3 separate regions of the Homo sapiens genome follow, and all the other regions are linked to region 2. A link is an interaction called in ENCODE POLR2A ChIA-PET data of the cell type or tissue named here. Cell type or tissue: Panc1. All regions are shown on one strand. Each heading gives the region's core, and the rest is flanking DNA. Links, peaks and the distances in the headings are about the cores only. Region 1 has its middle 7.6 kb from the start of SCYL1. Region 2 overlaps FOSL1 (FOS like 1, AP-1 transcription factor subunit). Region 3 overlaps SF3B2 (splicing factor 3b subunit 2).

Region 1 (4,558 bases), core at 206-4,205, 380 kb before region 2:
TGAGACATGAGAATCGCTTGAACCCGGGAGACAGAGGTTGCAGTGAGCCATGATTGCACCCCTGCACTCAAGCCTGGGTGACAGAGTGAGACTCCGTCTCAAAAAAAAGTAATTGCAGTTTTTGCCATTAATACATACTGCATGATTCAATTTATATACAAATCTTTGTATTTTTAGTAGAGACGGGGTTTCACCCTGTTGGTCAGGCTGGTCACGAACTCCTGACCTCAAGTTATCCACCTCCCCTGGCCTCCCAAAGTGCTGGGATTACAGGTGTGAGCCACTGCACATGGCCAAGAGCATTTTTTTTTTTTTATAGAGACAAGGTCTTGCTATGTTGCCCAGGCTGGCCTCAAACTCCTGGGCTCAAGCAATCCTCCTTCCTCAGCTTCCCAAAGTGCTGGGATTACAGGCATGAGCCACCGTGCCTGGTCTCTGAGAGCATTTCTTGTGAAGTGCACTGGAAAAGCACAGAAGCAATGCTTTTTAACAAATTAATTAAATTAATTTATTTTTATTTCTTTATTTTGAGACAAGGTCTCACCCTGTTGCTCAGGCTGGAGTGCAGTGGTTGAATCATGGCTTACTGCAGCCTCAACCTCCTGGGCTCAAGCAATCCTTCTTCCTCGGCCTCCAAAGTAGCTGGGACTACAGGTGCACACCTCCATGCCTGGCTAATTTTTTGATATTTTGTTGAGATGAGGGTCCTACTCTATGGCCGAGGCTGGTCTTGAACTCCTGAGCTCAAGCGATCCTCCCACCTCAGCCTTCCAAAGTGCCAGGATTACAGGTGTGAGCCATCTTGCCAGGCTAGAAGCAATGCTTTCTGCCTGAATAATTCAGGGAAGGCTAGACAGAGCAGGGGACATTTGGAGTGAGATTCAAAGAATACGAATTTGCTGGATAGAAAAGACCAGGGCAGCCTTCCTCCAGAGAGAACAGCTTGAAAGTGAGAAATGTGGGGCACTGCAACCCAGAGTGGCTGGAAGGGAGGCTGAGAGAGGAGTTGGAGAAGGGGAGAGAGGAGAGGAGAGAGGAGGGGAGGGGAGGGGAGGGGAGGAGGAGCGACAGAGAGAGAGAGAGAGGCAGAGAGAGGAGAGAGAGAAAGGAGACAGAGAAACAGAGAGAGGAAAGACAGAGAGGAGAGAGAGTAGAGAGAGACAGAGAGGAGAGAGACATAGGAGAGAGATAAAAGAGAGAGAGAGGAGAAAGAGAGACAGAGAGGAGAGAGACCAAGGAGAGAGACAGGAGAGAGACAGAGAGAGAGCAGAGAGAAAGGAGAGAGAGAGATGGAGAGAGAGAGGAGTGAGAGTAGAGAGACAGAGGAGAGAGACAGAGAGAGAGGAGAGAGAGACAGAAAGGAGAGAGAGAGAGGAGACAGAAAGGAGAGAGAGAGACAGAGAGAGGAGAGAGACAGAAAGGAAAGAGAGAGAGACAGAGAGAGAGAGAGAGGAGAGAGAGAGAGAGAGAAGCTGGGGTAGGTTGGAGGGTAGTTAGGCCCTAGGACAGCAGATGAGTTAGGGGCTTGCCCCTGGGGAACAGATGGTGAGACTGATGATTCTGGCTGCAAGGTGGGGGATGATCACACTCAGTTCTAGCCACGTGCAGTTTGAGGAGGCTGGGCTGCGCGGGGGTCTGGGCCACGATGGGGGTGTAACTGATTTCTGAGTGGGAAATTCTGAGAGTCTTTGTTTGAAATATCTTTATTTTGCTCTCAGTTTTCATGACAGCTTAGCTGGGAATGGCATTTAGGTAGTGGTTGCCACTTGAAGATGTCTTTATGTTTAAAAAGTTATTGTTTTGTTTTGTTTTGTTTGAGGCAGAGTCTGGCTCTGTTGCCCAGGCTGGAGTGCAGTGGCGCGATCTTGGCTCACCACAACATCAGCCTCCCAGGTTCAAGCGATTCTCCTGCCTCAGCCTCCTGAGTAGCTGGGATTACAGGCACCTTGCCACCACGCACAGCTCATTTTTGTATTATTAGTAGAGACGAGGTTTCGCCGTGTTGGCCAGGCTGGTCTCAAACTCCTGACCTCATGTGATCTGCCTGCCTCAGCCTCCCAAAGTGCTGGGATTACAGGTGTGAGCCACCTCACCCGGCCAGTTTTGTTTTGTTTTGAGACAGGATCTGGAATGGCTTGCTCTGTTGCCCAGGCTGGAATGCAGTACCGTAATCATAGCTCACTGCAGCCTGAACTACTGGACTCGAGCAATACACCTGCCTCGGCCTCCCAAGGAAATGGGACTTTAGGCATGCACCACCACAACTAGCTGATTTTTAATTTTTTTTTTTTTTTTTTTTTTTTAGAGATAGGATCTCACTGTATTGCCCAGGCTGGTCCTGAACTCCTGGGCTCAAGCCATTCTCCTGCCTTGGCCCTCCAAAGTGCCAGGGTTATAGGCATAAGCCGCTGCACCTGGCCTGAACTTCTTTTCTTAGATTTATTCCTAGTAATTTATTCTTTCTTTATGTTATTAAAAATGGAGCCAGACGTGGTGGCTCACCTAAGTAAAACTTCACAGATGACATAATCTTGTATACAGAAAATCCTATGGAGTCTTTGAAAGCTATTAAAATTAATGAGTTCAGCAAGGTTGTAGGATGCAAGATCAACATACAAAAATCACTATAGCAGCGAACAATCTGAAAACATTCTTTTTTTTTTTTTTTTTTTTTTTACCTGACGACTCACTCTGTAGCCCATACTGGAGTGCAATGGCACGATCTCGACTCACTGCAACCTCGCCTCCCAGGTTCAAGTGATTGTCCTGCCTCAGCTTCCCGAGTAGCTGGGATTACAGGCACATGCCACCATGCCTGGCTAATTTTTTTTTTTTTTATTAAGTAGAGGTGGGGTTTCTCCATGTTGGTTGCTCTTGAACTCCTGACCTCATGTGTTCTGCCCACTTTGGCTTCCCAAAGTGCTGGGATTACAGGTGTGAGCCACTGTGCCTGGCCAGGTTCAGGTGACCTTCACGCCCCAGTTCAGACTACAGGAATGTGCCACCATGCCTGGCTGGTTTCTTTTTTCTTTTTACCGTGAAAGACTGGTGGATTGGCCCGGGCCCGGTGGCTCATACCTGTAATCCCAGCACTTTGGGAGGCCAAGGCCAGCAGATTACCTGAGGTCAGGAGTTCAAGACCAGCCTGGCCAACATGGCGAATCCCCGTCTATACTAAAAATACAAAAATTAGCTGGGTATGGTGGTGAATGCCTGTAATCCCAGCTACTCGGGAGGCTGAGGCAGGAGAATCGCTTGAACCCGGGAGGTGAAGGTTGCAGTGAGCTGAGATCGCGCTACTGCACTCCAGCCTGGGTGACAAGGTGAGACTCTGTCTGAAAAAAAAAGGAAAGACTGGTGGATTTTGTTAATTGCTTTTTCTGCTTCTATTGAGATGATCAGGTATTTTTTTGTTTTGCTTTTTATTCTATTAATAGTATGTATTACATTAATTAATTTTCAGATGTTAAACCAACCTTGTATTCCTAGGATAAATCCTATTTAATCATGATATAGAATTTTCCTTTTCTTTTTTTTTTTTTAAGACAGAGTTTTGCTCTTGTTGCCCAGGCTGGAGTACAATGGAGCGATCTCAGCTCACCGCAACCTCCGCCTCCCAGGTTCAAGCAATTCTCCTGCCTCAGCCTTCCCGAGTAGCTGGGATTACAGGCATGTGCCACCATGCCCGGCTAATTTTGTATTTTTAATAGAGACGGGGTTTCTCCATGTTGGTCAGGCTGGTCTTGAACTCCCAACCTCAGGTGATCTGCCTGCCTTGGCCTCCCAAAGTGCTAAGATTACAGGCATGAGCCACCGCGCCCAGCCTTTTTTTTTTTTTTTTTTTTTTTTAAACACAGGTTCCTGCTCTGTTGCCTAGACTAGAGTGCAGTGCCGCAATCATGGCTCATGTCTCACGGCTCACTGCAACCTCAACCTCTTGGGTGGGCTCAAGCAATCCTCCTGCCTTAGCCTCCTGAGTAGCTGGGACTACAAGCATGTGCCACCATGCTGGGCTAATTTTTTTCGTAGAGACTGAGTCTTGCTATGTTGTCTAGGCTGACCTCAAACTCCTGGCCTCAAGCAAGCTAACCACCTCAGCCTCCCAAGTGCTGGGACTATAGGTGTGAGCCACTGCACCGGCTAGAATTCTCCTGACTCAGCCTCCTGAGTAGCTGGGATTACAGGCAAGCCTGGCTAATTTTTTTTTTTTTTTTTTTTTTTTTTTTGTATTTTTAGTAGAGACAGGGTTTCACCGTGTTAGCCAGGATGGTCTGGATCTCCAGACCTTGTGATCCACCTGCCTTGGCCTCCCAAAGTGATGGGATTACAGGTGTTAGCCACTGCGCCTGGCCTGCTCTGTAGTTTCTTGTGATGTCTTTATCTGGTTTTGTTATCAGGGTACTATTGATACCAGCCTAATAGAATGAGTTGGGAAGTATTCCCTCTTCCTCTTCCATTTTTTGGAAGTGTTTGTGAAGAATTGGTATTAATTCTTTAAATGTTTGGTAGAAGTTAGTAGTGAAGAAGTTACTAGTCATCTGGGCCTAGACTTTTCTTT
Region 2 (4,558 bases), core at 250-4,249:
GTGTGGGGGTGTGCAGTGCCTCAGGTTCAAGCACAGGCCCTGGGGAAAGGGAGATACAAGGTACAGGGCGGCAGGGGGCTGGTGGGCTGCTGGTGCCACTGGTACTGCCTGTGTCCCCCTCCTTGGCTCCTTCCGGGATTTTGCAGATGGGTCGGTGGGCTTCCAGCACCAGCTCTAGGCGCTCCTTCTGCTTCTGCAGCTCCTCAATCTCTCGCTGCAGCCCAGATTTCTCATCTTCCAGTTTGTCAGTCTCCTGTAGAAGATCAGGAGAGGAGTCAGAAAGGTGAGGGCTGAATACCCCAGAGCCGCAGACGTTTGGACTCAGGGTTCTGAGGAGCTGGGGTTGGGCGGGGGGAGAGGGGGGGCAGTGGAGAGTCCCCAGCAAGTCTGGACTACAACTCCCATAAGCCCCTGGGAGAAAATGGGCACAACTCCCATCAGGCCCAGACGTTTTAGGAGATTGCTGGCACCAGGCAGTGACTCCGGCCTGTAATCCCAGCACTTTGGGAGGCTGAGGCGGGCGGATCACTTGAGACCAGGAGTTTGAGACCAGCCTGGCTAACTTGGCGAAACCCCGTCTCTACTAAAAATACAAAAATTAGTCGGGTAGGGAGGCAGGCGCCTGTAGCCCCAGGTACTCAGCAGGCTGAGGCATAAGAATTGCTGGAGCCTGGGAGACAGATGTCACAGTGAGCCATGAGCCGAGATCTCATCACTGCACTCCAGCCTGGGTGACAGAGCGAGACTCTGTCTCAAAAAAAAAAGGAGATTGCTGGCTGAGCTTCAGCTCTGCTGTGAGTGAGACATGCTGCAGCCAGTTTCTAATCAATTTTTCCTCATCATTTTCCCAGAAGGACTGCCCCTCAGACAAGGAGCTAGGATGGTGAGGAGGGGGCTACATATACTGGGGCTCTGGGGGCTCTGGGAGACAGGGTCCCTCTGAGCTCGGTGGACCAGGGCTGGTGCTCACCGCCTGCAGGAAGTCGGTCAGTTCCTTCCTCCGGTTCCTGCACTTGGCCGCAGCCAGCTTGTTCCGCTCGCGCCTTACTCGGCGGCGCTCCTCTTCCTCCGGGCTGATCTGGGGGTGAGACCCGCAGTGAGGAGGACCCTGGGCTACTGGCTGCCTGGAACTCGCCCCTCATGGTGGCCCAGTGGTAGGACCCTGGCAGAGGTCATGGCAGGGCCCCCTCAGCCGGTGATTTAGGGATCACTGCACCCAACCAGTTCCCTGCACTGAGGCGCTGTCTGCTTTGATTGGTAAAATTTCCTCCTCGCACCTAGCTTTAGTGCACATTCCTCTCCCATAATGCCCTCCCCCTCCGCAAACCCTAACCCTCCTCATCTCCCAGGACTCAACTAAGATGCTCCTGCCTCCAGGAAGCCGTCTTATTCCCCAGCCAGAAGTGACCTTTCCTTCTCAGCACCCTCTTTGCAGGACCCTCATCCTTCTGGATCTGTGGACAACCAAGTCTCCTCTTCCATGAGCTGTAAGCACTAGGAGGGGCTAATGAGTGCTGCTGATTAAGTTGCAATTTATTGGAAAACTACTATGTGCCAGCCAAGTACTTTACGTAGATTCTTGTTTTTCACTGAGAACATGCAAAGATTTTATTTTATTTTATTTTATTTTTTTTAGACAGAGTCTCACTCTTTCCCAGGCTGGAGTGCATTGGCCCAATCTTGGCTCACTGCAACCTCCACCTACTGGGTTCAAGTGATTCTCGTGCCTCAGCCTCCCAAGTAGCTGGGATTACAGGCATGTACCACCACACCTGGCTAATTTTTGTATTTTTAGTAGAGACGAGGTTTCACCATGTTGGCCAGGCTGGTCTTGAACTCTTAACCTCAGGTGATCCACCCTCCTCAGCCTCCCAAAGTGCTGGGATTACAGGCATGAGCCACTGTGCTCGGCCTTTTTTTTTCTTTTTTTTTTTTGTGTAGTGACGGGGTCTCACTGTGTTGCCCAGGCTGGTCTGGAACTCATGGGCTCAAGGGATCCTCCTGCACTGGCCTCCTAGAATGTTTGGATTACCAGGGGGAGTCACCACAGCTGGCCTCTTTTTTAAAAAAACATAGATTCTTTTTTTTTTTTTTTTTTGAGACGGAGTCTCACTCTGTTGCCCAGGCTGGAGTGCAGTGGTGCCATCTCGGCTCACTGCAAGCTCCGCCTCCGGGGTTCACGCCATTCTCCTGCCTCAGCCTCCCGAGTAGCTGCGACTACAGGTGCCTTCCACCACGCCCAGCTAATTTTTTGTATTTTTTAGTAGAGACACGGTTTCATCATGTTAGCCAGGATGGTCTCGATCTCCTGACCTCATGATCCACCTTCCTTGGCCTCCCAAAGTGCTGGGATTACAGGCGTGAGCCACCATGCCTGGCCTTAAACTAGATTCTTAACGCAACTTTCCATGAAAAACTGAAGCCCAGAGAGGATAACTTACTTATGGTTCCAGAGCAGGACTTAGAACCCATAGAACTCACTCACTCTATTCCACATTGAGTGACAGGCCAGATGAGAGAGACCATTTCACCAAAAGGATCCAACTCACAGCTCACAGCCCTACCTGGAGAACCCAGGATCAAAGGGTCACCCTCAGGACCAGGCTGAAGGAAGGACGCACAGGAGGGTTTACCCCTGGCCCGCTTCTGCGGCTCATACCACAGTCCCTCCTCACCACAAAGGCCAGACATTCTGTTCTGGGAAACCTGTCTCTGGCTGATCTCTCACCTTTCCCAGGGCCCTAACCTCTCTCCCCATCCTCTACCTGCCGACCAAGCTTTTTAACCTCATCCCCTGTAGTCTCCCACACCAAAATGCCCCAGGGAGAGGAAAGATGAGCCACTCCTTTAAAGACTCGCCATCTCTTACTCACTTATTTTGGTAAGGGCTTTGGGGAGCCAAGAATTGTCAGTTCCCTCTACTTTGAGCCTTCTGTTAGCTTCCAGTGAGACAGCGTGGCTTGGTGATTAGTTTTGGGGGTTTTATTTTATTTTGTTTTTTCGGTAGAGACAGGGTCTCTCTATGTTGCCCAACCTAGTCTTGAACTCCTGGCCTCAAGTGATCCTCCTGCCTAGGTCTCTCAAAGTGCTGGGATTACAGGCATGAGCTACTGCACCTGGCCCTGGTTTGGTGGTTAGGATCTGACTTTAGAGTTGTATAGACCTGGGGCCAAGGCCAGTCCTGTGTCATTACTCACTACTTGTGTGATCTTGGGCAAGTGACTACCCTTCTGTGCCTTCATTTCTTTGGTGGAAGATGGGGAAAACCAGAGTACATTCCCCAGAGAGATTTTGTGAGGATTAAATGAGACAGGGAAACTGAGACTGAGGGAGTAGCTGAAGGGAACCCTCTTGTTCCTGTTCTCTCCCAGACAACATAAGCGCCCCCTCTATGCATGTCAGCAGGTGGAGACCCCCTCACCATTCCGTGTGCGCACCTTACATGTTCTTGCCTCCGCCTCCATCCTTGCTCCTGCCACCCCCGCTACCTGGAATGTCCTTTCCTTCCTCTCTGCCTCTGCCAGTCCTACCCATCCTTCTAGGCTAATATGCCACCTTTTCCAGGAAGCTTTCCCTGATCTGGAAGTGACTGTTGTACCCTCTGGGCCTCCCGTGGGGCTCCTATCACTTTCAGCCTTGGGCAGTAGTCACCTGTAGCCTACCTTACCCCCTCCTAAGCCTGTGCTCTCCTTTCTGGCAGGAGCTTCTCTGCACCCTAGCACTCCTGGGCGGGGTCGGAACCACTGCAATGCCTCTGTGCCTTACCTGTTCACAAGGCCTTCGACGTACCCCTGGAGGCGGCCCCAGGGCCCGGATGACTCCTGGCCGGGGTTGTGGGGGGCTGTACTGAGGGTAGGTCAGAGGCCTGGGGTAACTGCTGGGCCCCAGGAAATGAGGCTGTACCATCCACTGCAGCTCCTGACTGCCACTCATGGTGTTGATGCTTGGCACCAGGTGGAACTTCTAAGGAATAAGAAATGGAAGGCCACAGATGAGGTCCGTGTGGATTGAGGGGCTTCCACTGGGCAGAGGCTACACTGCTGTCTACCTTCAATGTACAGGCTAGCTCTGGGAACAGAAAGAGCACAGCTTGGCAGTCAGAGACTGACCTGGTGGCAAATCCCTGCTCATAAGCTGTGTGGCTTTGGGGCAGGTCACATAACCTCTCTGTGCCCCCATTTCCCCATTAGAACTAACATTTATAAAGCACAAACTGCCAGGAACTGTTCTAACCACTTTACAAATACTGACTCATATCATTGGCACAGTAATATCTTCATTTTCTTTTCTTTCTTTTTTTTCTTTTTTTTTTTTCAGATGGAGTCTCACTCTGTTGCCCAGGCTGGAGTGTAGTGGCACGATCTCAGCTCACTGCAACCTGCGCCTCCCAGGTTCGAGTGATCCTCCTGCCCCAGCCTCCTGAGTAGCTGGGATTATAGGCGTGCACCACCATGCCCGGCTAATTTTTGTATTTGTGGTAGAGACAGGGTTTCACCATGTTTGCCAGGCTGGTCTCCAGCTCCCAACCTCAGGTGATCCACCCGCCTCGGCCTCCCAA
Region 3 (4,558 bases), core at 399-4,398, 160 kb after region 2:
TTTCTTTGCCTGCCCCAGGCACAGTTCCCATGTTCTTTTGTGTGACATCGAGGGCTCCCTGATTTGATTTCACACCCCTTGCGTTTAGTAGTCATTGGGGTTTGCATTGCCCAGATACAGTGGTTCCTGTTTATGTAAGTCCTCTCAATTTCCATGTTCCTTCTGATCCAGGATTTGCCTCATTTTCTCTAAAGCAGTGGCTCTGACCTGGCATCTACTGATCTCTGTGTGTAGGATGAGGAGTCCCTAGATGGCCTCAGAGGCGTCTTTGAGTCTCCTAGAATTGTATGCAGAATCTATATTCAGGATATCTTTTTGGAGAGAGTGGATAGCTTCCTTTGGTTGGTGCCAGAAGTTAACATTCTCATATCTTTATAGAGCTGTGGAGCATTCTCTCTTATGGAGTGGTAACTATGTATCATTTGACTTAGAATTCCAGCTCCTGACTCAAAGTAGATCCCCCAGATATTTGCAGAATGAGTAGATAAATGCTTCCTAGTTTTATGATCATATTTTCTCCACAGCTCCCTGGAATTCCCATGCCACCACCACCTTTGGGACTCCCCCCTCTGCAGCCTCCTCCGCCACCCCCACCACCTCCACCAGGCCTTGGCCTTGGCTTTCCTATGGCCCACCCACCAAATTTGGGGCCCCCGCCTCCTCTCCGTGTGGGTGAGCCAGTGGCACTGTCAGAGGAGGAGCGGCTGAAGTTGGCTCAGCAGCAGGCGGCATTGCTGATGCAGCAGGAGGAGCGTGCCAAGCAGGTAGGGCAGGTGGCAGCCCTGGCCTTGGACTCATTAGGTCCCTGAAGGGGCAGTGGAGCCTTAGAGAAAGCTGGGTCCTAGAACTAAGGCTTCTGGGAAGGTCGGGACTAAAGATTGGAACATGGGCCCTTGACTGGAAGAGGATCTCAAGAAGCAAGAGTTGTGGCAGATTGGCGTGTTGGGTATTGGTGCTGGTATGAACTTGTTTTCTTTTTTAAGCAGGGAGATCATTCGCTGAAGGAACATGAGCTCTTGGAGCAGCAGAAGCGGGTAATACCCCTCCCCCTAACCTTTGACCTCGTGGTCCAGTCAGTTGGCTGTCATTTATAGTGCTTAGAGTGCACCATTCAAGTTTTCCCTGGAGGCTACTTTGTTCTCAACTAAGTTCTAGTATCTTCCAAAGCTTTCAATTTTTCTTGAAGTTCAGGAATTGACAAACTATGACCTGTGGCCTGCATGTGTATGGCCTATGAGCTAAAAATAACTTTAAAATTTTTTAAGGGTTATAAGAAAACCCAAACCAAAAATATGTACCAGAGTCTGTACAGCAACCCATAAAGCCTAAAATATTTACCTTCTGACCTATTATAAAAAGAGCCTGCTGACCTCTGCTCGCCTTACATGACATCATTCTAGATAGGACTCTGGGTAATTGAGTTATTTGTATTGGATTTAGACAGAATAGGACTGTAAGTCTGGGAATGTTATATAAGATGTTTGGCCCCAGAGGTGCATTGCATCAGTCATTACCCAGTGGGTTACTCAGGAGTATTAAAAAGTAAGTGTTAAAAAGCAACAAGTATGAGCTGGGTGCCGTGGCTCACACCTGTAATCCTAGCACTTTGGGAGGCTGAGGTGGGTGGATCGCTTGAGCTCAGGAGTTCGAGACCAGCCTGGCCAACATAATGAAACCCTGTCTCTCAGAAATACAAAAATTAGCCAGGTGTGGCGGCGCATGCCTGTAGTCCCAGCTACTTGGGAGGCTGAGGTGGGAGGATGGCTTGAGCTGGGGAGGCCGAGGTTGCAGTGAGCTGAGATCATGCCACTGTACTCCAGCCTAGGCAACAGAGCCAGACTCTGTCTCAAAAAAAAAAAAAAAAAAAAAAGCCACAAGTCTGGACCTGTGGGTAAAGTACTGTCTTTGCCCAGATTGTGCTGGATCTTGAGGGGTGGATATAAGAAAAGAGCTCAAAAGTTTCTTCTGTATAATTTAATCTTTTGGGGAAGAAAACTCTCTGAAAAGTAGAAGGCACTGTTTGGCTCAATATGAAATTCTCTGCTAGGAACCAGAAGTTTCCTGGGGTTTTCCTTGGTGTTATTTCTAGGGATTTTCCGTTGTGATGAGAGGGCTCCTCCGTTTGGATTAGTAGCCTGGAAGTGTGGGGGTGGAGGGGATGTCAGCACCCAAGTGGTTCGTGATTGTTCTCCTTGGGCCCATTACCCGGCTGAAAGAATGCATTTGCCAGGGGCTGCCTGCCAAATGCGTTTTCAGGCAGTATCTACTCCCACTTCCCTCCCGTAGGCAGCTGTGTTACTGGAGCAGGAACGACAGCAGGAGATTGCCAAGATGGGCACCCCAGTCCCTCGGCCCCCACAAGACATGGGCCAGATTGGTGTGCGCACTCCTCTGGGTCCTCGAGGTGAGACCCTGGAACCGAGGGGAAGGGCAAGGAAGGTGATTTAGACATTTTTAAAAAGACTTTTAAGGTATCTATCACATTTAAAAAGGGCATATATAGTAAATATATAGTTTAATGGTTTTTTACACACTGAACACACCTGTACAACCAGCACCTGGACCATGATCCAAAACATTACCAGCATTCCAAAAGCCACGCCACGTGCCCTCCTCCCCTGCAGGTTTACCATCACCCTTTCAGCAAGAGAGGTAATTTTTTACGTGAGTGTTTTGCCTCTTCTGACATTGGATTTCTTTTTCCCGTCTCTTAGTAGCTGCTCCAGTGGGCCCAGTGGGCCCCACTCCTACAGTTTTGCCCATGGGAGCCCCTGTTCCCCGGCCTCGTGGTCCCCCACCGCCCCCTGGAGATGAGAACAGAGAGGTGAGACTGATGATTTATTCCTAGGGATAAGAGAGTGGTAGTTTAGGATGGGACTATTTTTGGATTTTTAGAGAAAGGTTCTGTGAGAAGATGGGGGGACTTAAATTCCTGGGGGTAGTGGGGAGCCCTTCTTATTTAAACTAAGGGTATGGCAGAGGGACTGGGGAGACATTACTGAGGCAGAGTCTTGGGGTCCCTCTGAGGAACACTAAACCCCACTGAGCCCAGTTGGTGTTGCCCACTCTCTGCTGCTTACATCACCTGGGCAGCAGCCTTTCTAGTCCAAGAGGTGGAAGTTGGTGGAAAAAGGGCACTGTGGGCTGGGTGCGGTGGCTCACACCTGTAATCCCAGCACTTTGGGAGGCCGAGGCGGGCGGATCACCTGAGGTCAGGAGTTCTAGACCAGCCTCAACATGGAGAAACCCCATCTCTACTAAAAATACAAAATTGGCCAGGTGTGGTGGTGCATGCCTGTAATCCCAGCTACTCGGGAGGCTGAGGCAGGAGAATTGCTTGAACCTGGGAGGCGGAGGTTGTGGTGGGCCGAGATCGCGCCATTGCACTCCAGCCTGGGCAACAAGAGCAAAACTCCGTCTCAAAAAAAAAAAAAAGAAAGAAAGAAAAAAAAAAGAAAAAGGGCACTGTGATTTGCCTTCTCTGACTGGGTGTCTCTGGCAGATGGATGACCCCTCTGTGGGCCCCAAGATCCCCCAGGCTTTGGAGAAGATCCTGCAGCTGAAGGAGAGCCGCCAGGAAGAGATGAATTCTCAGCAGGGTGAGTGCCAGGCGTTCTGATGCTGTAGCCACAGAACCTGGAGAGGCTGAGCTGAGTCCTCATCCCTCTGTCCCTTTCCCTGGCTCTTGGTAAAGGCAGGTTACTGTGAACGAGTGCAGGGCAGTGGCACCGTGAAGACTCATCACCACCTTCTTCCTTACAGAGGAAGAGGAAATGGAAACAGATGCTCGCTCGTCCCTGGGCCAGTCAGCGTCAGAGACTGAGGAGGACACAGTGTCCGTATCTAAAAAGGAGGTAGGGATTGGAGCTGAGTGTGGAAGGAAAGCCAGGAGATGGGACTTGGGTACGGAAATAACACAATTTGTAAGTGTTCAGTAAGTAATAGCTTCTATTTTGTGCCAATTTCCGCCCTCAGCATCTTATAGATATTTTTCATTTAATTGCTTTGAGTTCCAAGTACTATACGTGCCTACATTTTACAGCTGAAAAAGCAGAGGTTCTGAGACGCACAGTAATTTACCCAAAGGCATACAGCTTGTGAGTGGCAGAACTTTGGAGTCTGACTCCAAGGCCCCTTCGCAGCTACTTCATGAGATGGCCTCCTTGGGAAAAGCCTGACTGTTGAACTGTGGGGGAGAATGGGGGAGGAGTTTAGGGGTTGGGGTGCTGGCACAGTGCTTGGATTCCCTGACCCAGCTGGTTTTCCTCCTCTTGACAGAAAAACCGGAAGCGTAGGAACCGAAAGAAGAAGAAAAAGCCCCAGCGGGTGCGAGGGGTGTCCTCTGAGAGCTCTGGGGACCGGGAGAAAGACTCAACCCGGTCCCGTGGCTCTGATTCCCCAGCAGCTGATGTTGAGATTGAGTATGTGACTGAAGAACCTGAAATTTACGAGCCCAACTTTATCTTCTTTAAGAGGATCTTTGAGGCTTTTAAGGTACAAGGAGAGCACACTAGGAAGGGGCAGTGCCAAACAGGGAAGGGGCTCAGAGGTGGGTGAG

Evidence for each region. ChIA-PET counts read pairs that join two places held together with the same protein. Peaks named below come from ENCODE experiments on the same cell type or tissue, not always from the same donor. Only the 100,000 strongest peaks of a DNase experiment are listed, where the experiment ranks them.
Region 1: POLR2A ChIA-PET joins it to region 2 with 8 read pairs; 9 of 35 experiments call an interaction of 5 or more read pairs at or near these places.
Region 3: POLR2A ChIA-PET joins it to region 2 with 9 read pairs; 15 of 35 experiments call an interaction of 5 or more read pairs at or near these places.

Annotation. Positions count from the first base shown.
Region 1 is chr11:65,515,233-65,519,790 of GRCh38, forward strand. No RefSeq gene overlaps it. Among named protein-coding and RNA genes, the nearest start is that of SCYL1, 7.6 kb to the right of the region's middle. In Panc1, for the core only: no CTCF peak of the experiment used is centred there; no DNase peak of the experiment used is centred there; H3K27ac peaks cover 848 bases.
Region 2 is chr11:65,893,044-65,897,601 of GRCh38, forward strand. It overlaps FOSL1 (FOS like 1, AP-1 transcription factor subunit), which reads right to left. Exons shown (of 4, transcript NM_005438.5): 2 at 3,766-3,963; 3 at 971-1,078; 4 at 1-253. Among named protein-coding and RNA genes, the nearest start is that of CCDC85B, 4.6 kb to the left of the region's middle. RefSeq lists enhancers at 575-1,079, 1,182-1,291. In Panc1, for the core only: no CTCF peak of the experiment used is centred there; no DNase peak of the experiment used is centred there; H3K4me3 peaks cover 3,575 bases; H3K27ac peaks cover 3,805 bases.
Region 3 is chr11:66,054,552-66,059,109 of GRCh38, forward strand. SF3B2 (splicing factor 3b subunit 2) reads left to right here. Exons shown (of 22, transcript NM_006842.3): 4 at 525-764; 5 at 984-1,034; 6 at 2,287-2,404; 7 at 2,715-2,824; 8 at 3,503-3,599; 9 at 3,763-3,854; 10 at 4,279-4,494. Among named protein-coding and RNA genes, the nearest start is that of SNORD13F, 3.7 kb to the left of the region's middle. In Panc1, for the core only: no CTCF peak of the experiment used is centred there; no DNase peak of the experiment used is centred there.